Linked DNA regions of Homo sapiens: all the other regions are linked to region 1. The links are chromatin loops, found by intact Hi-C in ENCODE. Cell type or tissue: chondrocyte. All regions are shown on one strand.

Region 1 (8,000 bases):
GATCATAGTACTTGCATAGTACCTGTTCTATCTACATGAGATGTTCTCCTCCGATTATCTGCATAGCTGGTTCCCTGCTTCCTTCAGATCATTGCTCAACTATGACTTTTATGGCTTTCCATGACCATTCCTTATAAAAGAAAAACCTCCTGTATTAGTGTGTTCTCACATCGCTAATAAAAACACACCTGAGACTGGATAACTTATAAAGGAAAGAGGTTTAATGGACTCACAGTTCCACGTGGCTGGGGAGGCCTCACAATCATGGCAGAAGGTGAATGGGGAACAAATTCACATCTTACATATAGGCAGGCAAGAGAGTTTGTGCAGGGGAACTCCCATTTATAAAACCATCAGATCTCATGAGACTTAATCAGTACCATGAAAACAGTATGGGGCAAACTGCCCCTGTGATTCAATTATCTCCACCTAGCCCTGCTCTTGACATGTGGGGATTATTACAATTTGAGGTGAGGTTTGGGTGGGGACACAGCCAAATCATGTCACCTCCATCCCTGGGCCACTCCTTTTCTCCTTTATTCTGCTTATTTTCTATGGCACTTGTCCCCATCTGACATGTTCTTAGTGTTGTCATGCATTTTGTTTGTGATATGACTCTCCCCTCTAGAAAGTAAGTTCCATGAAGGCAGGAAGTTTGTTGTATTCATTGTATCCCTGTACACGGGCCCAGAGCATGGCAGGCACATTCTAAGCATTGAATATATATTTGGGGAATGAATAAGCCGTTCACAAACACATCTCTTCCAATATTAGGAAATAATGGTGATAAAAAAAGATCTTGGCAGGGGATTAGAGAAATATTATAATGAGGAAAGAGGTCCTAGTTTAATGCTGTGGGCTGAATTGTGATTTCCAGAATTCATATATTGAATCCCTAACCTCAGAATGTGACTGTATTTGGAGATAGGGCCTTTAAAGACATGATTAAGTTACCATGAGGCCATTAAGGTGTCCTTTGAAGAAGAGGAAATGAGACCACACAGGGAGACAGCAGGGATGTGCATACTCAGCAAAAACACCACATGAGGGGCTGGGTGTGGTGGCTCATGCCTGTAATCCCAGTACTTTGGGAGGCTGAGGTGGGCAGATCACGATGTCGGGAGATCGAGACCTTCCTGGCCAACATGGTGAAACCCTGTCTCTACTAAAAATACAAAAATTAGTTGGGCATGGTGGCACGCACCTGTAGTCCCAGCTACTTGGGAGGCTGAGGCAGGAGAATTGCTTGAACCCGGGAGGCGGAGGTTGCAGTGAGCTGAGATTGTGCCATTGCACTCCAGCTTGGGCGACAGAGTGAGACTCCGTCTCAAAAAAAAAAAAAAAAAAACATGTGAGGACAAAGCAAGGAAGCAGCTATAGACAAGCCAAGGAGAGAGGCCTCAGAAGAAACCAGACCTGCAGACATCTTGATCTTGGACTTTCCAGAGCCTCCAGAACTGTGAGAAAAATAGGTTTCTGCTGTTTAGGGCACCTAATATCTGGTATTTTGTTATGGCAGTCTCGGCCGACTAATACATCCAGCTTCAGGGAAAAGTAATATTTTGAGTTGGGCTTTCAAATTGCCTGGCTCTATTTATATGAAGCCGAATGGAAAACATAAGCTCATTAAAAGTTTCTTTTTTCAGAAAAATTGTTTCAAGTTTTGAGGATAACATATTAATATCTAACCTCCTAAGAAAGTTTTTCTTTTTCTTTTCTTTTTTTTTAACTTTTATTTTAGGTTCAGGGGTACACGTGCAGGTTTGTTACATAGGTGAACTCATGTTACAGAGGTTTGCTGTACAGATTATTTTGTCACCCAGGTACTAACCTTAGTACCTAATAGTTATTTTTTCTGGTCTTCTCCCTCCTCCCACTCTCCACCCTCAAGTAGGCTCCAGTGTCTGTTGTTCCCCTTTGCGTCTATAAATTCTCATCATTCAGCTCCCATTTATAAGTGAGAACATGCATTATTTGGTTTTCTGTTTCTGCGTTAGTTTGCTAAGGATAATGACCTCCAGCCCCATCCATGTTTCTGCAAAAGATATGATCTCATTCTTTTTTATGGCTATGCAGCATTCTGTGGTGTATATGCACCACATTTTCTTTATGTAATCTGTCATCGATGGACATTAGGGTGATTCCACGTCTTTGCTATTTTGAATAATGCTGCAGTGATCATACACAGCATGTATCTTCATGGTAGAATAATTTCTATTCCTTTGGTTATATACCCAGTAATGAGATTGCTGGGTTGAATGGTATTTGTTTTTTAGCTCTTTGAGGAATCACCACACTGCTTTCTGCAATAGGTGAACTAATTTACACTCCTACCGACAGTGTATAGGCGTTTTCTTTTCTCTGCAACCTGGCCAGCATCTGTTATTTTTTGACTTTTTGGTAGTAACTATTCTGACTGGTATGAGATGGTATCTCATTGTGGTTTTGATTTGCATTTCTCTAGTTCACTAAAAGTTTCTAAGGGTCCAGTTGTTTCAGGAAGTCCATTATTACTAAGAGAAAATGGTATTCTATTACTAGTAACAATTGTATAAAGCTAGTGAAAAAAGTGCCCTATTACTAGTAGCAATTGTATAAAGCTAGGATTGACTTCAATCCTGGAATAGTGAAGGATCACCTAAGAGGTGGGCTATCATTACATTGTCATCATCATAATTCACATAGACTGAGAGCTTACTATGTGCTAAGTTCTCTTCTAACTGCTTTACATGCACTGAGCCATCCGATCCTCCCAGCAACTCTATGGAAGTTTATCCCTCCATTTTACAGATGAGAAAACTGAGGCACAGACAGGTTGAGGAAGTTGCCCAAGGTCGTATGTTTTTATGTGGCAGAGCCAAGGCTTGAATCTAGGCAGTGGCAATGGAGCCTGCACCTGTAACTTCTATACTGTACCTCCTTTTATATATGTTCCCCTGTCTACAGAAGGCTTTCTTCTGTAACATTGAGATGTGCTAGTTCTTAGCTTAGCCTTCTGTTAGCACCAACCTACTTTTCAGCTTTATTTTCATTATTCACATATATTTGGAAAAACTGTGTCATCCCTTGTCTCTCCACTTTTCCTTAACTCTCCTTCCCATTACCTTGCCTCATTGATTAATTGATTGATTGATTGCTGTTCTAGTTTCTTATGCCTTCTTTGCTCATCCTTACCTAAAATCCATCTTTAATACCAAGTCCAAATCCTACCTCCCCCATAACATTTTACATTACCCTTCTCCTCTGAAAATTTCATTGTATGCACAACTAATTTAGAATTAATAATGTACTTCCCAATTAAAATTCTTTTGATGACTGAATATTCTATACAAATCTTCCTAAGATTTAACTTTTCACCAGTTTTGTGTTGCATCTTCAAAATAGATTTAATTCACTGAGGATAGGGACAAAATATCTACTATATATGATACTTTGTACATAATGAAAGTGTGATAGACATTTATTGATTTTTTTTAAGACAGGGTTTCACTCTGTCATCCAGGCTGCAGTGCAGTGGCGTGATCTCGGCTCACTGCAACCTCTGCCTCCTGGGTTCAAGTGATTCTCCAGCCTCAGCCTCCTGAGTAGATGGGTCTACAGGCAGGCGCCACCATGCCTGGCTAATTTTTGTATTTTTAGTAGAGATGGGGTTTCTCCATGTTGGCCAGACTGGTCTCGAACTTTTGTGCTCAAGCGATCCGCCTGCCTCGACTTCTCAAACTGCTGGGATTACAGGCGTGAGCCACCACACCAATTACAGAGCTGTAATTGATTTGTTTTGATTTGGGAAAACAAACAAAAAACTGGAGATAGAGAAAGGAAACAAATGTGGCCAACAAGGCCATTCTAATTTATAGCTAGCACCATTTTGAATGAATTATATATGTTAGTTCCTTTAATCTTTACAACGTTTCTCTAAGAGCAATACTACTATTATTATTATTAATTATGATTATTATTTGAGATGGAGTCTCACTCTGTCCTCCAGGCTGGAGTGCAGTGGTGCGATCTCGGCTCACTGCAACCTCCACCTCCCGGCTTCAGGCGATCCTCTCACCTCAGCCTCCCAAGTACCTGGGATTACAGGTGTGCGCCACCACATCTGGTTATTTATTTATTTTTTATTTTTTGTATTTTCAGTAGAGATGGTGTTTCACCATGTTGGCCAGACTGGTCTTGAACTCCTGAGCTCAGGTGATCCACCCGTCTCGACCTCCCAAAGTGCTGGGATTACAGGTGTGAGCCACCTCGCCCGGCCGAGAAAGACTATTATTATCCCCATGTTATAGATGAGGGAAATGAAGCCTAGAGGTACTATGCAGTTTGTCCACTATAACACAGTGCAGGCAGCTGCAGTCTGCCTCCTCGCCAGCAGAGGGCATTAAGAGACCATGACCATGTGTAAGTCTAAGATTTATGGTCCAATTTTCCTTCCCATCAGGATCAGGAAATGGACAATAATGGCTTTTGGATGATCATGGAGTTTTCTCATTTTCCACTTCTTTATATCACCAGTGACATTCTTTGGGCGACAACAGAAAAAATAAGCTAATTTTTTCCCACATGACCACACACAGTTTGCCTCTGGCTCATTTCTTTCCCCTCCCCACACTCTCAGTCTCCTTCCCCACTTCAAGGAACTGTTTTCCCCTATAATAATGCATTTGCTGGAATTATCTGTGGGGAATGTCCAAATCCCAGGATACCACCAAGCCTCAGGGCTCAACGGTGGCTCTACTCCCCTCAGCTGTTGGCTCTCAGCACTCTTAAGATCATTTTATTATTGCAAGCCTGAAAAATGAAATTACTTCGGAAGAAGATACCCTCCCAGTTCTGCAATGCACTCAAAAAGTGTCTTTTGGATGATCTTTTGTTTGGCAGATTTGTAGTTTAAAATGGTGGTGGGGGTGTTTTGTAGAAACAGAATGTGATTCTGCTCTATGTCCTCATGTTATTGACCATCTTCAAAAAGGATTTTTACTGCTAGAATGTGAGAAAAAGAGAAAGGAAAAGTTATATGGACCAATTATCTCTGGCTGCTAAGGAACATTCAGAGATGAAAGCTGCCACAGCCAGAAACAATATTTCTCTCCTGGTGGGGATTCTCTGGTTTCCTCAGAGTCCTTAACTTCTGAGAATATGGTTTAAGTAGCAAGAATTTTAAATTTAGCCAAGATCTAGTGAGCCATAGCTTCTAGAAGTCAGAGTACATCAGAAAAAGGAGGGACTAAGAACATTTGGCGCAATCCACTGATTTTATGATCAGGTCGCTAGGCCTGTGGGATCCAGTTTTTCTCAGTCTGTGGCTCTTTCCCTCACATCTACTCTTATTGTCAACTAAAGTGACCTGTCAGGGAAACTGTGTTTTCTTTATAGGTTTGCATGAGGGTGACACTATAGGCAATTTGAAGTATCTTTTTCCTTCTTTTTATAGGTTTGCATGAGGGTGACACTATAGGCAATTTGAAGTATCCTTTTCCTTCTTGGAGAGAAACACTGCATGTGCACGCTTACCAAGAGAGGGCACCCTCTGAGCAGGAATTTTCTCTTGTAGTCCATTTTACAGTCAGAAAAAATAGGCTGCCACTCTGCAGATCAGGGGAGAAGAGAACTATCAACTTAGGTTTGAACACCTTGTGTCTGTCGTCAGAAAGCATTAAACTTAGCAGGGGTGGCAGAAACCAGGGTCTGCCTACTTAGCCCCAGAAGACTAACACCTACCCCTTTTTCTGCACCTGCGTGCAGCTTCATATGCGTGTTCATGCTGGCCTTTTCCTGAAATGCCTTTCCCGTTCTTCCTCCTCTGGAAAACTCCTAGTCACTGGTCAGAGTCTTAGGTTGCACCCTTCACTTTTCAGCCTTCTCTCCTTTATATTCCAGAACTTTTCACATGCCAGGATTAGAGCACATATTACCCATTATTTTAGTGTGTCTTACGGTTTGCAATATGAAGCCCTTAAAAATCTACATTGTGTTATCTCATTGTTCTCCAACTGCCTAGCCTCATGTGAGGCACAATAATAAATGCCTGACAAATGCTTGTTGCCTATGTGAACACATAAATCAATACCATTGCTCACGATTATTTACTAACCAGGATAACAACACAGGTGGGTGGGATTATTCAAGGAAGTTCTTTTTTTTCAATTTCATATAATATATATTTTTAAAGATAGGGACTTACTCTGTCACCCAGGCCTGAGTGCAGTGGTGCGATCATAGCTCACTGCAGCTTCAAGCTCCTGGTCTCCAGTGATCCTCCAGCCCCAGCCTCCCAAGTCGCTTGGATTATAGGCGCACACCACCAAGCACAAGCACAGCTATTCAAGGAAGTCTTTTTTTTTCTTTTCTTTTCTTTTTTTTTTTTTTGAGTTGGAGTCTCACTTTTGTTGTCCAGGCTGGAGTGCAGTGGCACGATCTCGGCTCACTGCAGTCTCTGCCTCCCGGGTTCAAGCAGTTCTGCCTCAGCCTCCTGAGTAGCTGGGATTACAGATGCCTCCCACCACACCTGGCTAATTTTTGTATTTTTAGTAGAGACAGGGGTCTTACCATGTTGGCCACGCTGGTCTCGAACTCCTAACCTCAGATGATCTGACCCTCTAGGCCTCCCAAAGGGCTGGAATTACAGGCATGAGCCACTGCACCAGCCTCAAGGAAGTCTTAAACCTATAACGTAATTGTTTTTACTCTTTCTGCTAAGACAGTTGGAAGAAAATGCAATTTGCATATACAGAAAAGTAGCTAAAGAGCTCTGGATGAAGAACCAGGAAATCTGGGTAGAATTGAAGCTCTGCCACAAACTGCCTGTGTGACATTGGATAAGTCACTTATATTAGTGACCTCATATTTTCAGGGGATTCCTTCAGATGTTTGTTCTGGGTCTGTCTAGCACCAACTATTTAAACTTGTGTAAAGAAGAACTCATAGATGTTGACATTTATTCTGAAGAAAAAATGGAGGTGACAGAACTATCCTTCTCAGGTTTCCTCTTGCTGCAGTATAAAAGAGATATTCATACAGAGACAATACAAAGCAGAATATGGTTAAAAAATGCTAGTTTGTTTTACAAATAAGCAGCCAAATTTTGCCCAACAACTCATAATTAATTTACCATTAAAAATATTTCATACTATATATCCAGGCTGGGAGCAGTGGCTCATGCCTGTAATCCCAACACTTTGGGAGGCTGAGATGTGTGGATCACTTGAGTCTAGGAGTTCAAGAACAGCCTGGGTGACATGGTGAAATGCCCTCTATACAAAAAATACAAAAGTATCCAGATGTGAGCCTGGCACGGTGGCTCACGCCTGTAATCCCAGCACTTTGGGAGGCTGAGGCGGGCAGATCACAAGGTCAGGAGATCGAGACCATCCTGGCTAACACAGTGAAACCCCATCTCTACTAAAAATACACACACACACACACACACACACACACACAGAGTATCCAGATGTGGTGGCACGTGCTTGTAGTCCCATCTACCTGGCAGGCTGAGGAGGGAGGATCACTTGAGCCCAGAGGTCGAGGCTGTGGTGAGCTGCAATGGCACCACTGCACTCCAGCCTGGGTGATGGACCCAGACCCTGTCCGAAAAACAAACAAACAAAAAACAAAACAAACACATTTTATATAATACTGAAACCTAACTTTTCCTTCTCAATAAGTTAGCCTATGCAAATACAGTTCAGCTGTAGCAGATGAATCTTCATTGCTCATTTAGGTAAGTGCATCCTCAGCCATCTTGCTGATAAACTGAGACTGTTTCCATCATCGTTCATAGAAGATGCAAATACATCCCTTTGGGGATGATGTGTTTAACTAATATTTCACCATCAAACTGAAAGCTGAGTTCTCCTCCTAAGCCCTAGCGAGGAAAGAGAAATAAAAGAGAAAGTTTGATCTGAAAACAACAAAGCTTTAAAAATCCCCAGAAGGATCTCTAAACTCCATGGGGATTTGGCAAAAGGTCATTTGGAATGGATTGTATGTAGCCAGGATAG
Region 2 (8,000 bases), 950 kb after region 1:
TATTCCCTTATGTTCTGTTTAAGGCATCTGTCCTAATTTTCCACATGTTGTGTACCTATTTTATACAGAAAAGTACTGGGTACTAAGGACACAAAGCAATGAAAAACATAGCCTTACCATTAATTTCACAGTTTAGTTCAAGAAAATAACACGAAAGAAAAATATAAGTACTCCTTCTGCTGTAAGCCTACACTGCCTCTATTATAAAACTGATTTCAATATATTGTGATCATCTGTTTACTTCTCCTTTTTGACCTCCTCAAAAGTAGGGATGACATCATATTCATCTGAAACCCCAATGTCTCACATGGTGCCTGACACATTATAGGGACTCAATATGTGTTTGATAAAGGATGAGACAGAGGAGACAATGTACAATAACATCTGCTAGATGTTGCAGATGGTTAATTCTACAGAGGAAAGATCACTCCTCTAGAGTATGATGGTCAAGGAAGATCCCATACTTTTCCATTCCATATAGAATTCTATAGACATTTCAATGTTTGTTTTCTCACCTTCCCTGAATTTAATGGTAGAGTTGATTCCCTTTACCTTACCCTTTTAAATATTTTCATTAGTATTATTTTAATTGACAAGTTATATTTGGATATAGTTGTGGGGTACAAAGTGATGTTTTGATATATGTATACAATGTAGAATGACTGAATCAAGCTAATTAACATATCCATCACCTCACTTACTTATCATTTCTTTGTGGTAAGGCACCTGAACTTTACTCTCTTAGTTGTTTAACCCTTGTTTTTTTGAAAACCAGGATATGCTCCTACTTACAGGAAACTTTCTCCTATACTAAGTGTATTAGTCCATTTTCACACTGCTATAAAGAACTACTTGAGACTGGATAATTTATGAGGAAGTTTAATTGAATCACAGCTCTGCAGGCTTAACAGGAAGTATGCCTGAGAGGCCTCAGTAAACTTACAATCACGGCAGAAAGTGAAGGGGAAGCAAACACGTCTTACCATGGCAGAGCGGGAGAAAGAGAGTGAGGCAGGAAGTGCCACACACTTTTAAACCATCAGATCTTGTGAGAACTCACTATCATGAGAACAGCAAGGAGGAAATCCACACCCATGACCCAGTTACCTCCCACCAGGCCCCTCCGCCAATTGAACATGAGATTTGGGTGGGGACACAAATCCAAACCATATTAATAAGTTACCTGACTCGTCACTCCTAACTTTGTGTCACAACCCCCACTGCCCAAATGTAAAAGTTTTACCTACTGATGTGGAGGGATGGTATCTGAATTTTGTAATTATTCGTTATCTGAGTCCCTGCAGTTGTATAGAGAATCAAAAGTCACAACCCAAATAGTTCACTGGAGAACTGACCACACAAAAAACAAGATTCCATTCAAACATCCCTGTACTTAACTTGGTTGACACTTACTATTGAATCAACAGCTTTGTTCAGTCTCTGCTGCTTTTGGAATATTATGATGTGACAATATAATGCAAATTCAATGAAAATCCATTACAGGGCAAAATTTAAAATCTTGTAAAAGATACAGAATTCAGTGAAGCTGATGATGTAGAGACCTAATCAAATAACATGCAAAGCCACTGACAACTGAGAATCTAGAAGTGGTAGACCAGTTAAGGATTTGAAAAACATAACACAAGCAAGGATTTCATAAGAGTGTGACTTGAATATCAACATTTTTTAAAAGATGCCTGGAAAAAAATGTGAAGACTTCAAATACTTTTATAAACATTATCTTCTTCGTGGTTGCATTGTAAAAGTCAAATATAAGTAGTATCATTTTAGCTATCATACAATTTAATTTTAAAAATCAAGCCAAAAAATAACCAGTGCTTGATTCATTCTTTCTTCATTCTCAGAATTAGTGCGTAATTATAGCTACAACTTAAATGTTAACATAAAATTCAATAAACCTCTTGGCAGTACCTTTTTAATTTTCAAGATAAGGAACCTACTTACTATAAAATTTGGATTCTATTTTAAATCATTTTTCTTAAACGACTTTTCCATTTTAACAATCCAGAAATTACAACGCTTCCTTAACTGTGCTGTCAGCTTTTACACTTGCAAATATCTGTTTTCTCCCAGCTAAACATTAAAATCTTCAAGGACAGAAATTATCAACTCAATTTTTCTTTATTAGCTGCTTCCACCACCACCTATTCCCAAACACAACTCACACACCTACACTGGCACAGAAATCTTAGGCAAATAAGCATATAGAATATATTAAAAACTGATTACCTGGCCAAGAATTCTGCTGAAGGTAAGAGTAGCTGTACCACTATTTCCCCAGCATTCATGGTATACCTGAGGTTTCTCACCTAATTACTTAGTGACAGCTCCTTTCATTCATGACAAGCCTTCCTTAGAAAGGAAAAGGTTTTGAGATTGCCCTTCGAGTTGTTTTCTTGTTTTCTTTTTTTTTTTTTTTTTAACCCTACAGGATATTCTATCCTATCACAAAAGGAGTCATCAGCGTCTCTTTCCTGGATTATATCTGGGTTACCTAAAGCTCTGTAGCTCTGTGGATCAAATCAAAGTTCTTGTTACCCAAAAGTTGCCCAACATTCTCTGCCACGTGAAGATCCGTGAAAACAATAATATTTCTAGGTAAGTGATCAGGAGTTAAGATTTTCCTTGTGATGAAACAGTGGCTCAAGTGACCAGCTTGATGTGCCAGAAGGAAACTGAAGTGTTACTTCCAGGGCAGTTTTTATGGTGAGGTGTCCTCAGATGCCACACTGAAGTGGGGCAGAGCTTAGTTTTGGGGTTTTTTTTTGTTTTGTTGTTGTTGTTTTTTGAGACGGAGTTTCACTCTTGTTACCCAGGCTGGAGTACAATGGCGCAATATCAGCTCACTGCAACCTCTGCTTCCCAGATTCAAATGATTCTTCTGCCTCAGCCTCCCAAGTAGCTGGGATTACAGGTGTGCACCACCACGCCCAGCTAACTTTGTATTTTTAGTAGAGATGGGGTTTCACCATGTTGGTCGGGCTGGTCTCGAACTGCTGACCTCAGGTGATCCATTTGCCTCAGCCTCCCAAAGTGCTGGGATTACAGGCATGAGCCACCGTGCCCGGCCAGAGTTTAGTTTTAACATTAGAATAAGGAGGGCTTGCCTGATGGTTGGTGGAAGGCATGAGCCCATTAAAGAGGATACTGTCCTTTCACATTCCCCTCTATGTTACTCATGGTAAAACCACTGATGTTCAATCGGTTAATGAACAGCTGACCTTTTCTTTCAACACTGCTATTTCCAGTATATTTTCTTTATAATCTAAAACAGCCATGTTCTTTTTGCTTTCTGTTTTTAAATATCGCCTACAGGAATGGGTTTCATAGAGCCAATGATTCCCCCGATCTTAAAAAATCTCCTCACCCTCATTCTCCCTAACTCTAACCCTCTGGCCTGAGGACCTTGTATGTTTTCTACAACCCTTATAATTCTCTATGGAAGAAAAGAAGTAACAAGGCCCGAGCTTCTGGAAACTTGCTCTACAGTTTGGCATTTGGTGAATTACCCTGTTAGCTTTGGGAAAGTTGCCCAATCTTGGTAATCTGGCTCAACTTTACAACCCTCATAGCAGGCCTCTGAAAGTCTGCTATAATGAACTGAATTGTGCTCAACATAAAAAAAGAAAGAGAAGAAAAGAAAAAAAGGAAAGGAAGGAATAGACAAGAAAAAAAAAAGAAAGAAATTATCCAGAATTCTTCAGACCTCAAAGGGCATAAACTAGATACTCCCAAAGAGTATAAACTAGATTCTAGTTACACTCATGGATTTGCTTAGCCAAAGGAGACTCTAATTTGGTCATTTAAAATGTGACCCCTAAAGTGGCAAGACTTTATCAACTCTAATGTCTCACTAGGTTTCTTAAGTATTGCTTGATGACAATGGAGGAAATGATGATGAGGAGGAGGAGGGAACTCACTGACTACCATATTCTCTCTTCACTTATCAACTACACCTGGATTTTAAGTCTGCCATCTGGTGGTCATTGCCACAATCAACATTCGTTATCGCCTCAGTCCTTCCCAAAAGGTTACATTACACTCATCCATTTTCTAGATTTGTGTCTTAAAGGCTTGAACTCTATCTCCTAGTGGTTATACCAACTAATTTTCCCTTGCCAAGGATCCAGTTTTCATTTGTACAAAAGATTCCAGTAGCCTTTTCTCTGTCAGTTCCATCTCCTTCATCCTTCTAGCAGAAACTGATTAGTGGTAGGTGTTTTTACGATATTCCTACCGGTAATTTATTTTCTAACTTGATTACAAACGCTATGTTAGCCACGTTGTCCTTTAGGTTTATGCGTGCATATGCTAGTCACAAAACTCTCATTTTGTTCCATATCAGTGATGGGAAAAAAGAAACATTTCCCAAGCAGGTTCTCAAATATTTCAATTATTTGTGAAGCCAACAGTATGCCCAGATTGAAGTAGGATTTAATTTTGAGGTTTTGTTCTTTTCTTACTGGGACAAAGGGTAAATTTTCCATAGTCTTGTCCAGTGTGATACTTGAAATAAAACAGATATCTTGAAAACAGAAACTTTTCTAAGAGGGTAGTTAGTTAAAAGAGAGTAGTTTTTGATGAAAAGCTCATGCCACATTCAATTTGGTTTTCTGACCCACAGATTGGAGCCCAGCCTGGTAGAGCCCTTTGGGGAAAGCCTCAGAGAGTTTTCACTAGGGTGGGAACATATGTCAGCACCTCCTCTCTTTCCATCCCCTGAGAGGAGGGCTTTCCTTTCCTCTCTAGCCTGCTCCTGAGAGCCTACTGCTGCTCCCTGCAGAGTTCGAAGGAGAATCTGGGCCAACTGAATGTGTTTAGAGACTTGTGCTGAGAGACCTGTGGAAACAATGTTGCCCAAGAGGCATTTACCTTGATCTTTTCAAGCTCCTTTTGAAGAGCAGCCTTTGGGGGCAAACCAGATGTGCTTTCCTCCCACTGCCATTCTTTTCCCTTCCCTTCTGTGTGACATTTGGAAAAGTTCATTAGGAAGGATTATAGAGCATGCAGAATAAAGACACAGATTACTGGTTTGTAAGGAGGATGGAAGCAGTGATATGCATCCCTTGGTTCCTTATATTGGAATTGTCTGGTATTCCTGTTTGTGATTCTCCTCAAGCTTTTGGAAGGAGAGAAAAACCAAAATATCCCCCATGATTACAACAGGCCAGGGTTGAAATGTGCCAAGTGGTTTGTTGGCTGAGTTGGACCAGAGTCCTGTGGTTACTAAACTGCAGAATTAGCCAGTAGATGCCCCTGTGGTAAAACGTAGGATCTTAGAATTTACAGGGGATCTGCAGAGAAAGAAAAATGAAGACAGTCAGGAAATTATTACAAAATATTTGAGAACCCCAATCTCAAAAACTGATTCATACAAATTAGGCCTACTGTTCTGAGGTATATGTGGTTTGATAGGTGAACTAAGCTGAAATTAGAAAGAGATCATTTTAAGCTCCATTTGGGTGGCAAAATGTTCAAATTTCATGAATTACACTGAGTTTTAACCACCAAGCATTGGTTATCCAGGTTCTGGACACATACACTAAGAAAGTTCTGAGCTGTGTTCTGAACTTTTGTTATATTTCTAATTTTAACTTGACTCAACATACAGAGAGGAATGGGAATGGATCCAAAAGCTTTCTGGCTCTGAATCTATGGAAAGTGTGGATCATACTTCTGACTGCCCCATGCAATTGTTCTTCTACGAGCTCCAGATGGCAGTGAAAGCTCTCCTTCAGCAGATCAATATACCTCTACACCAGGTACTAGACTTTACCATTTTTATCTTCTTTTTTTATGGCTCATGGAAACTGCATTGTAACATTAAGTGGGGTGTGTGTGTGTGTGTGTGTGTGTGTGTGTGTGTAAATTTTCCTTTACTTAAACACCACTTTGCAAGTGCATGCACATTTTGAATTAATGCCCACAGGTAGACACAGCCTGCGCTTCTGTTCCTTTCCTCCAGCTCCTCTGTGTTGGACCTCTTTCACATTTTCTGGACCCCACTGTACTATGGTCTGGTCAGCAAAAAAAAAAAAAAAAAAAAAATCAATGGCTAGTCTACCTTAAAAGACAACCAGGCTCAGCTTCAAGATAGCATAAAGCAAAGAGAACATATAAATAAAGGTGTACTCACATGTACAAATGATTTCTCTAAGAATAGAAGGATAACGGTGGTATAATCTACAGCAATGTCCCAAGGATATGCCATGCTATTTTTTCTCAGAGAACTTTCTGTCAAAATTATTGTTGTATCTAAATCAAAATGTACAAATCTAACCTCCACTAATAAGCAACTTCAAGAAAAACTGTTGGCATAAAGGAGAATAGTAAAACTTTTTTAGGCTCTGCCCAATAGGTTAACATGAGGTAGCATTATTTAATTTTTTTGGCGGGGGGACCTATGTTCATCAATCCTGCCTCCCTCCCCAAAACACACACACACACACACACACGCACACACACACACATAATGAACCAAGTTTAGCCTGTAAACTGGGAGACCATTAGAGGAGCGACTGGCTCTCTTTAAATACGAGAGAGAACCATGAATTGGCCTCTAACCCATGGAGGCAGGGGAATAAATTAGAGTTCTAAGAATGTCCTTCCATTGGGGTGCTCTTTCGATTTTAAGTCTAAAACAGCCAACGCTAATGAAGACTAAATTGCACAAGATGCCATAAAGACAATAGAGAAGCAACTGGATTATTCTAAAGGTGGCCGTGTGTTCACTAGGAGAAAAAAAAGTAAGAGCTCCACTTGTGACACTAGATACTATTAAAGCGTTTCTTGGACTTAGCAGGTTTGAAGCAGCTCATATTTCATTGGTGACTCTTGGGCTACATATACATGTTGGGAGAAGGCTGCCTAACTGCCTAACAGTGCATACAACTTTTTTTTTTTTTGGATACTTGTAAAATTTTCTCAGTCCTTGGCCAGAAACTACGTTTTTCCCCCTTAACCAACTTAAATTGAAACTAGTGGATTTTTAATTCAATCCATTTTTGTTGCTTCATGTAATTATAGTCATCATTTTGAAAAGCCCACAGAATGCAATCATTTTCTGCTTTTATAAGAAGCATAAATGTTGTTTTCAGAGTTTATGTGGAACATTACTGCCTTAAATCTTGATTTTATATAGCATTATTAAATGGGCTGAACCCTAATATTTATGTTGTATAAAAATTCCAAGCTTGAAGTTGTGTAATTTTGTGAGATGTTTTATGCCAGTTTGGTGTTGTTTATGTAAGTGCCATGTTGTAACTCTCCTATTTTTCCTCCGCGCGTGTCCCTCTGCAGGCAAGGAACTTCCGCCTCTACACACAGGAGGTGTTGGAAATGGGTCACAATGTGTCCTTTCTTCTCCTGCTCCCTGCCTCAGACGACGTCTGTACAGCCCCAGGACAGAATAATCCTTACACCCCACACTCAGGGTTTCTTAACCTCCCTCTTCAGATGTTTGAACTTGGTATAGTAGCTTGTTTCACCTAGAAATATTAACCCAGCCTCCTTATAATAAAATCACAAAGTTATATCTGTTCCCCCTTGTCCCAGTGGAGGGTCAATAAATCACATGATGGCTTTGGCAACAACCCTTCCTAGAACTGTGTACAAGTCTGAGAAAAAGCAAAGCTCCAAGACTATGTGCCTGAGCAATAATTATTGAAACCTAGCAAAGGCCCAATGGAGAAGAAGGAATTCTAAACAGAAAGTTCAGTTATCAGGCTGGACTTCTTGCCTCCCTTCTGCTTTCTTAAAACGTAAATATAAAAACCGATGTTTTCATGAAAAGCACTGCCCCTTCTCTCTCTCTCTCACTCTCTTTTTCCCCTTCCCTCTCTCTCCCCACTTCCTTTCTCTCTCCTTTCCTCCCTTTCTCTCTCACCGTCCCCACATCCCCAACCAGAGAAAAAAATAATAATGAAATTTAAATGTAGAGTGCATATCACTTTGGAGGGGAAAAAAGCCTACAATTTTAA
Region 3 (8,000 bases), 1.2 Mb after region 1:
AATCTTAAGTACAGAGAAAAGAAAGCTCCTGCTGTCCTGTAGGAGGTCAGCTGTCTGTAGTGGGTGGAATGGTGGCCCCCAAAGATATGTCCACGTCCCAGAACATCTGAATGTTGCCATATTTGGAAAAAGGGTCTCCAAAGATATAATTAAGTATCCCCATGTGAAATCATCCTGAGATTATCCAGGTAGGCCCTAAATCCAATGACAATACATGTATAAGAAACACACAGAGAAGGCATGCTGGGAGAAGACAAGACGCTGTAAAGATGGAGGCAGAGACTGGAGTGATGCAGCCTCAAGCCAAGCAAGGCCTGCAGCCACCAGAGGCTGGAAGAAGCAAGGAAGGATCCCTGCCGAGATGGTTTGGATTTGCGTCCCCACCCAAATCTCATGTCAAATTGGAGGAGTGGCCAGGTGGGAGGTGACTGGATCACAGATTTCCCCCTTGCTGTTCTCATGATAGCGAGTTCTCACAACATCGGATGGTTTAAAAGTGTGTGGCACTTCCCCCTTCACTCTCTCCTACCGCCATGTGAAGAAGGTGCTGGGTTCCCTTCACCTTCCGTCATGATTGTAAGTTTCCTGAGGCCTCCCAGTCATGCTTCCTGTTAAGCCGGTGGAACTGTGAGTCAATGAAACCTCATTTCTTCATAAATTACCCAGTTTCAGGTAGTTCTTTAGAGCAGTTAGCAGAGACTAACACATCCTGCTGGAGCCATTGGAGGGAGTCTGGCCTTGCCGACACCTTGATTTCAGACTTCTGGCCTCCTGAACTGTGAGGGAACAAATTTCTGTTGTAAGCCACTCGATCTGCAGTTATTTGTCACAACAGCCCTAGGAAACAAATATATCGTCCATTCCACAGTGCTCCTGCCCCAGGCTCCTGCCTTGTGGAGCTGTAGAAAGAACAAGCGCTTCAAAGTAGGCTCTGAATCTGACTCTGCCAGTGAGTATCTGAGTAAATTGTCCTACAAGGGATAAAAAAGTATTGAATTTTTTATTTCCATTTATGTAATTACAACTGACAATCTAGGCCAACATGTATCTCCTTGAAAAAGAAGGAAAATTAAAAGGAAAGATGACTTATAAGTCCAGAAACAAGAAAATGCAAGTGATATTTTCCAGAAGGGTCACATGAATTATCCCGTAAGTATAAGGTGAACATGTTGTTTGCACCAAGAGAGTCGCTGAGGTGGGAAAAGGCCAATGAATAACATCATCTCTCAAGAAAAAAAAATGGTACAGTGCTCTATAGTGGCATAGAGATGTCCACATACCCCCCACAGAAACCCTGGCAAACCCTTGTGTGATTCCTAGAACCATACTTTTCTGTACCCTATTAACTCATATGTAAAATGGGGACAACTATCTCTACCTTACAGGGTTGTTTAGAGGATTAGAAATAATAACTAGAAAATGCCTAGCTCGGGTTTAACAACAGAGGGAATCATCAAGTCCTGTTGGGCTCCAGGAATTGAGCCGAACACAGGCCTCTTCCTTGCTCAGATTCCTGTGTAGCCTGGTCCTGACATTTGGGGACAAGATGGGATGCCTGGAGTTTTGAGGAGAGGAGCCAGCTCTAAAGGGAGTGAATTTGAGAAAGATTCCCAACTAGGAGGCAGTGTTCATCTTGGCCAAAAGGCCTGGAGCATCCAGGAGTCCCCTTGGAAAAAACCTGGGGTCCACTTTCTTCCGAAAAATCAAGCAAACATTTGATTCTTTTCAGATATTTTCTATTTGATTATTTAGACAAAGAGAATATGGGGAGTTGAGGGAAGAGAAGGAAGAGCATCTTCATGAAGTCCCAGCAGAAGGGTCAGACCCGCAAAGAGGCCACAGGATGGGCAGGACAACCTCAAGTGACTCTTTTTTCCATTTATGGGGGGACAAGCTCTTGCTCTGTCACCGAGGCTGGAGTGCAGGGGCACAATTATAGCTCACTGCAGCCTCAAACTCCTGGAATCGAGCGATCCTCCTGCCTCAGCCTCCCAAGTAGCTGGGACCACAAGCATGCATCACCACACCAGGTTATTGTTTTCATGTTTCATACAGATGACATCCCACCATGTTGCCCAGGTTGGTCTTGAACTCTTGGCCTCAAGTGATCCTCTCGCCTCGGCCTCCCAAAGTGCTAGGATTACAGGCATGAGCTACCATACCCAGCCCCTTTTTTGAGGTTGCAGGGAAGAGTATAAAGAGCAAGAAGTCGTAGGGATTCCAGGTAGTTGGGAAAAGAAGATGGGAATTACCAGTCTGGGCAAAGAGACATAGGAAGGCTAAGAATCCAGGGGCCACAGGAGGTGGGAAATGTGTAGGATGCAAAACAGGCAGTCAAAAGTCCCAGATCCCAAAGGCCGCCCTGAGGGCACCTGAAAACACTCAGCTCAAGTCTGATCTTCGCCAGGCTGACCCCTCTCTTGCCTGGACCTCCCCTTCTAAGTAACCCCCTTGGGGCTCCTGAGGGTCCGAGGCTGATGGCTGCAGAAGTAGGAGGCACCTTGGAGCACCTACAAGTACAGAGATGGGCCAGGCAGACCTCAGCCTGTCAATCAGTGGAAGAGGTAGGTTTAAATCTAGGTACCCAACTCCAGATCCCATACTCTGAACAAGGATACTGGGTGTTCCCTCCTCATCTATAAAATGAGGACAATAACACCTTTCTCACAGGCTGTTTTGGGAATTAGAAACAACCCACTCACCTTCCCTAGCACATCCTAGACCATACACCAAAGCTTTCATCATGGCCAGTGGGACCATGCCTGGGCCACATTCCCATCAGTTTCTGCTATAATTTGGATATTTGTCCCCACCCAAATATCATGTTGAAATGTAATCCCCAATGTTGGAAGTAGAGCCTGGTGGGAGGTGTTTGGATCATAGCGGTGGATCCCTCATGCATGGTTTAGGCCATCCCTTTGGTGCTAAGTGTGCTCCTCTCCGAGTTCACAGGAGAGTCCAGTCATTTAAAAGCGTGCGACACCTCCTTCCCCGCACTCTCACTCTCTGGCTCCTGCTTTCACCATGTGAAATACCTGCTCCCTCTTCGTCTTCCGCCATGACTGTAAGCTTCCTAAGGCATTCCCATGCCTCCTGTAAAGCCTGTGGAACTGGGAGCCAATTAAAACTCTTTTCTTCATAAATTACCCAGTCACAGATACTTCTTTATAGCAACACAAGAACAGCCTCATATTGTCTCCCAGGATGTCAATGGCTGGGCACTCACTTTGTTAATGCTGTGTTATACTCTCATTCTACTAAATGGTAATGCCTTTCCTATATCTCCCATTGTCTTACACAGGGCCAAAAAATATTGATTTTTTAAATTTCCATTTATGCAATGACAACAGTCAATCCAGGCCAAAACATGCTTGAAAAATGAGGAAAATGAAAAGATGACTTATAAGTCCAGAAACAAGAAGATGCAGGTGATATTTACCAGAGGGGCCACATGAATTATCCCATAACTATAAGGTGAGCATACTGTTTCCACCTAGAGAATCGCTGAGGTGGGTAAAGGTCAATGCATAATGTCATCTCTCAAGAAAAGAAATGGTACAGTGCCCTACGGTAGCATAGAGGGGCCCACATCCCTCACAGGACCCTGGCAAACCCGAGTTCTTTAAAACTTGGCCCAGGGGCCTGTCATTGCACAGGCATTTTCCAGACAATCTATCCCCACCCAGTCCAGGTAAGGTAGAGGCTGGAAGGGAGCTGTGCAACTCACAGGCGAGGCCTCACTTCCTTTGAACCCCAAGAATCTGAAGATTTGGAATCAAGCAGACCTGGCTTCAAGTCCCTGGCTCTTCAACCTGTAACTGAGAACCTAGCTCCAATTATTTATAATAAATTCTCTGAGCCCTCAGTTGAATGGAGATGACAACTTTCTTGGGCTGTTTAGAGCCCAAATGAGGTGACTTGTGGAAACACAGTTTAGACAGATGGCAGGACTCAAGGACTGGTAGCTCTTATTTCAACAGGGCAAGCTTTTTTCCTGATCAAGTCTAGCGTTTCCCAGGCCGATGCTGTAAGACTATACGTTGGGCCAACAGCACCACCTGGTGGTCAGTATAAGATCTGGCAAATCTCGCCCGGGGCTTCAGACCTAGTCTGGTCCTAGGGAGGCTGGCGTCACACACACAAAAAAAGACTGTCCCATAAAGAGGAACCTGGTTGAAAGAGGCCCCACAGTCAGGAAGGAAGCATAACCTGACCTATTTTCTTCCCTAAGAGAAGAAAACCTGGTAGTGTCCAAGAAACTGAACACTGGGTTCCATCCACCTTAGGTAAGACATTTCACTTCTCTGAGCTTCCATTTCTTTATTTGTATAATGAAAACAATGATACTTTATTTGTAAGTATCAAAAATGAAATAAATCTAGGTCTAGTGGCAGGCATCTAGTGAACACTCATGGCAATTTTTTATGTTTAGGAAGCAACTGCATGTGTCTGATCCCTAAAAGCTTTACCTAATCTTTAGACAACATTATGTCTTGTGTGTTTGGGGCAAGTTTTCAAGAAGAAACACTCAGTAGCGAGCCCTCTCCTGGGCCCAGCTCCCTACCTCTGAAGCCACCCTCTGCCTCTGGGGCCACTGCTTCAGGGTCAGACCTGCTTGGGGAGCACCTGTGAGAAGCTAGGGTTCTCGGGCACTGGCAAAGAAGGAGATCACCCATTCATTCATTCATCTAACAAAAGCACTGAACATTTGAGATACAAGGATGGTTTTGACATGGCTCCTGTCCCCAAGGAGCTTGCATTCTAACCGAGACAGCAGAATAATAAAGAAATACTTAATTGCTGACCAGGCGCAGTGGCTCGCACCTGTAATTCCAGTACTTTGAGAGGCCAAGGTGGGCGGATCACCTGAGGTTGGGAGTTGAGACCAGCCTGATCACCATGGAGAAACCCCGTCTCCAATAAAAATACAAAAAATTAGCTGGGCGTGGTGGCGCATGCCTGTAATCCCAGCTACTCGGGAGGCTGAGGTAGGAGAATCGCTTGAACCCGGGAGACCGAGGTTGTGGTGAGCAGAGATTGCGCCATTGCACTCCAGCCTGGGCAACAAGAGTGAAACTCTGTCTCAAAAAAAAAAAAAAAAAAAGAAAGAAAGAAAGAGAGAGAGAGAGAGAGAAAGAAATATTGAATTGCGACAGGCCAGGTACTCTGACAGAAATGTGTACTGTTTAGAAAGATAGCACAGAGGAGAAAGTAGCCAATTCATCCTGGGGGAGTCTGATGGATCGAACATTTCAACAAACACAGGAAAGAACCTACCAAGCGTGGAGCACAATGGGAGGACCTGGAGATTCAAGGATGAGTAAAACCCAATCCCTTGCCCAAAGAGGTTGTGGTCAACCCGGGTAAGGGAAAGATGCAGAGAGAACATGATGTGTGGTCTGGGACTGCAGGGGTGTTGGTTAGGGGAGCTTGAGGCAAAGTGAACAGCCTGAGCAAAGAAAGACTTAGAGTAGAGACGGAGCAGTGTCCACCAAGTGCCTTCTCCACACTCATCCTTTGTGTCTTCTGAGGTGCTTCCTCTGCTTTGGGATTCAGGAAATGCAATTTTTAAAATTCAATGCCATTTTTTAAGCCTGCTTATCCTCCACTCTGGTCCCTTTTCCCTGGGGTTGCAGATGTGCAAGGCCTGAATCACATCACCCAGAACATGCCCAGGCAAGCCCACTCCCTACTTATGTTGCCCTGGCACGGGCGACACCTCCATCCCCAACCCCCTCGGTTGTGAATCCTCTCTCCAAGGTGAACTTCTCACCAATGGCCTGGGACAGCTTCCCCAAGTGTCTACACCACTGTCCTCCCTCAACCCCCAAACTACCTGAGGCTCCAGTGTCCTTCTGCCCTACCAGCTGGAGGAGGCTGGGATGGAGGGCCATGTTATAAGGGTGCTATGGTAGAAGAGGGGCCCACAGGTTCTAGGTGCCCTTGCTGATCAGTTCCAAGAGAAGTGAGTGGAAACTACCACCCAGGCAGCTTCATTTCCTGAGAGCCTACTGTGTTCATTCACTCTTCAGTGGCAGCCGAGCAAGGCAATTAAGGGCTTAGGGCCTGGATTTCACATCCAAGTTGTATCACTTCCTGGCTGGGTGGGCTTGGATAAGTCACTTCGACTCTCAGTGCCTCCATTTCTTTTTCTGTAAAGTGTAGACTAGGGCTTTTGTGAAGATTAAATAACATAAAGTACTTAGAAGGCTGCCTGGTACAGAGCAAGAGCTCATTAACCATTAGCTATTGTACAACAATAATTATTTCTTGAGCATCTACCATGAGCCAGGACTGAAGCTGCAGCTGTGAACCAAAAAGACCTGGTCGAGAGACAAGCCATGAAAGTAAGACACAAATGTTGCTATAATCACCACTGTGATGGGCGTTATGAAGAAAATGGGTAGTATTAATGGAGAAAATAAAAGGAATAAAGAGAGGCAATGGAATTGTTAATATTTTGGGGGTAGTGAAATTTAAGCTGAGACCGAAAGGATGTGTAGGAATGAAATGAGGAGCTGTAGGAATGGATGCCAAGGTCCTGAGGCAGCCAAGAACACTGAGCCATCAGGAACTGGAGGGAGAGGGCCAGTGTGGCTGCCTTGCAGTGAACAAGAGAGAAAGGACCCTCCAGCTAGGGCTGGAGAGGCAGGTAGAAGTCGGCTGCACCTGGGCCCTAAGGCTCGAGGAAATGAGCACTTTACTCTCAGTCAGTGGGAAACCAGTGACGTGTTTCCTGACAAGGTATACTTTCACACGTGACTTAATTTACATTTTCAGAAGATCACTCTGCTGATTACCATAAGAATAGAACTGGGGGCATCAGAAGTGAAGTGATTATAAATAGGGAGGTGGCCAGGGCTAGTGCAGGGACACTGGAGATACACCTGCAGATATAATCAATGAATATGGTGACAGAACAGATACCAGAGATAAGGGAGAGGGAGGATGAAGATCACATTTAACCTGGGGAGAGACTGAAGGAGGCACAGATGTCAAGCAAGACCAAGAATCAACTTTAGAGATGCAAATGTGGAATTCCAAAGAAATGTACATTTAGGAGCAATACGTCTAAGAGTGAGAGCACATAGATTTCATGTCAAGTCATGGGAATGAACAAAATTACTTGGGGAGAAATTATAGAGAGAGAATAGAAGTGGGATCAGGATTAAAGACTTCAACATTTAGAAAGCAAGTAGAGAAACAAGAACTGGCAAAAGAGATCGAGGAGAAGCCAAAGAGATAAGGAAAACCAGGAGAAACTCATGTTTCAAAAAGGAGGCAATGGGCCACAGGGTCTATAGCTACTTCCACGTTAAGTAAGATGAAGACAAATAAGAAGCTATTGGATGGGTATGTTGGCTGACGCCTGTAATCCCAGCACTTTAGGAGGCTTCAGCCCAGGCGTTTGAGAGCCAGCCTGGACAACATAGCAAGACCACTTTCTCTACTTTTAAAAAGACAGAGAGAGAAGGAGCCACTGTATTTGGCATCACGGCAGTTGTTGATGACCTCGGAAAGAGCAGCCTCATGGAGTGGCAGAGTGGATGCTAGATTAGACTGGGTGGGTACAGGGGCAGATGTGTGGGCAGTTCTGTGTAGCAGCTTGAGTCTGGCATGGGTAGGGAGTAAAAGAAGGGTAGTAGCTAGATAGGGATGGAAGGGGTCAAAAGCTGTTTTTCACCCCTTTAAAAAGTTCAAAAAATTCAGCAGTTGTTAGAGCACTGGCTGGGATGATCTATTAGAGAAAGCAAAAGAACAACACAGCAAAAGAGGAGATAATAGTAGAGAGAGGGCCTGAGAGGTCATATGGGGCTGGGTCCAGAGCACGTGTGGGCGGATGGGCCTATAAGGAGATAGAGGAGAAGCTGGTGGCCGATGGAGATAGGTCTGTCAAATTGAACTGTAGAGAAGTGAGACCCCAGCTCTGTGCAAGGCCCTTCTACATTTTTTTTTTTTTTGAGACGGAGTCTCGCTCTGTCGCCTAGGCTAGAGTGCAG

What was found. A loop is a pair of places that touch in the nucleus more often than their neighbours do. Peaks named below come from ENCODE experiments on the same cell type or tissue, not always from the same donor. Only the 100,000 strongest peaks of a DNase experiment are listed, where the experiment ranks them.
Region 2: it touches region 1 in a loop (2.4-fold over the local background); 12 of 110 quality-filtered maps call a loop at or near these places.
Region 3: it touches region 1 in a loop (5-fold over the local background); 17 of 110 quality-filtered maps call a loop at or near these places.

The regions. Positions count from the first base shown.
Region 1 is chr17:55,522,201-55,530,200 of GRCh38, forward strand. It overlaps a transcript of SMIM36 not described here. Among named protein-coding and RNA genes, the nearest start is that of SMIM36, 15 kb to the left of the region's middle. In chondrocyte, CTCF peaks have their summits at 4,368 (motif pointing right), 5,523 (motif pointing right) and 5,722; no DNase peak of the experiment used is centred here.
Region 2 is chr17:56,475,036-56,483,035 of GRCh38, forward strand. ANKFN1 (ankyrin repeat and fibronectin type III domain containing 1) reads left to right here. Exons shown (of 21, transcript NM_001370326.1): 16 at 2,453-2,619; 17 at 5,633-5,783; 18 at 7,321-7,489. Among named protein-coding and RNA genes, the nearest start is that of NOG, 110 kb to the right of the region's middle. In chondrocyte, CTCF peaks have their summits at 4,004 (motif pointing left) and 4,203; no DNase peak of the experiment used is centred here.
Region 3 is chr17:56,712,010-56,720,009 of GRCh38, forward strand. No RefSeq gene overlaps it. Among named protein-coding and RNA genes, the nearest start is that of C17orf67, 120 kb to the right of the region's middle. In chondrocyte, CTCF peaks have their summits at 4,080 (motif pointing left) and 4,326; no DNase peak of the experiment used is centred here.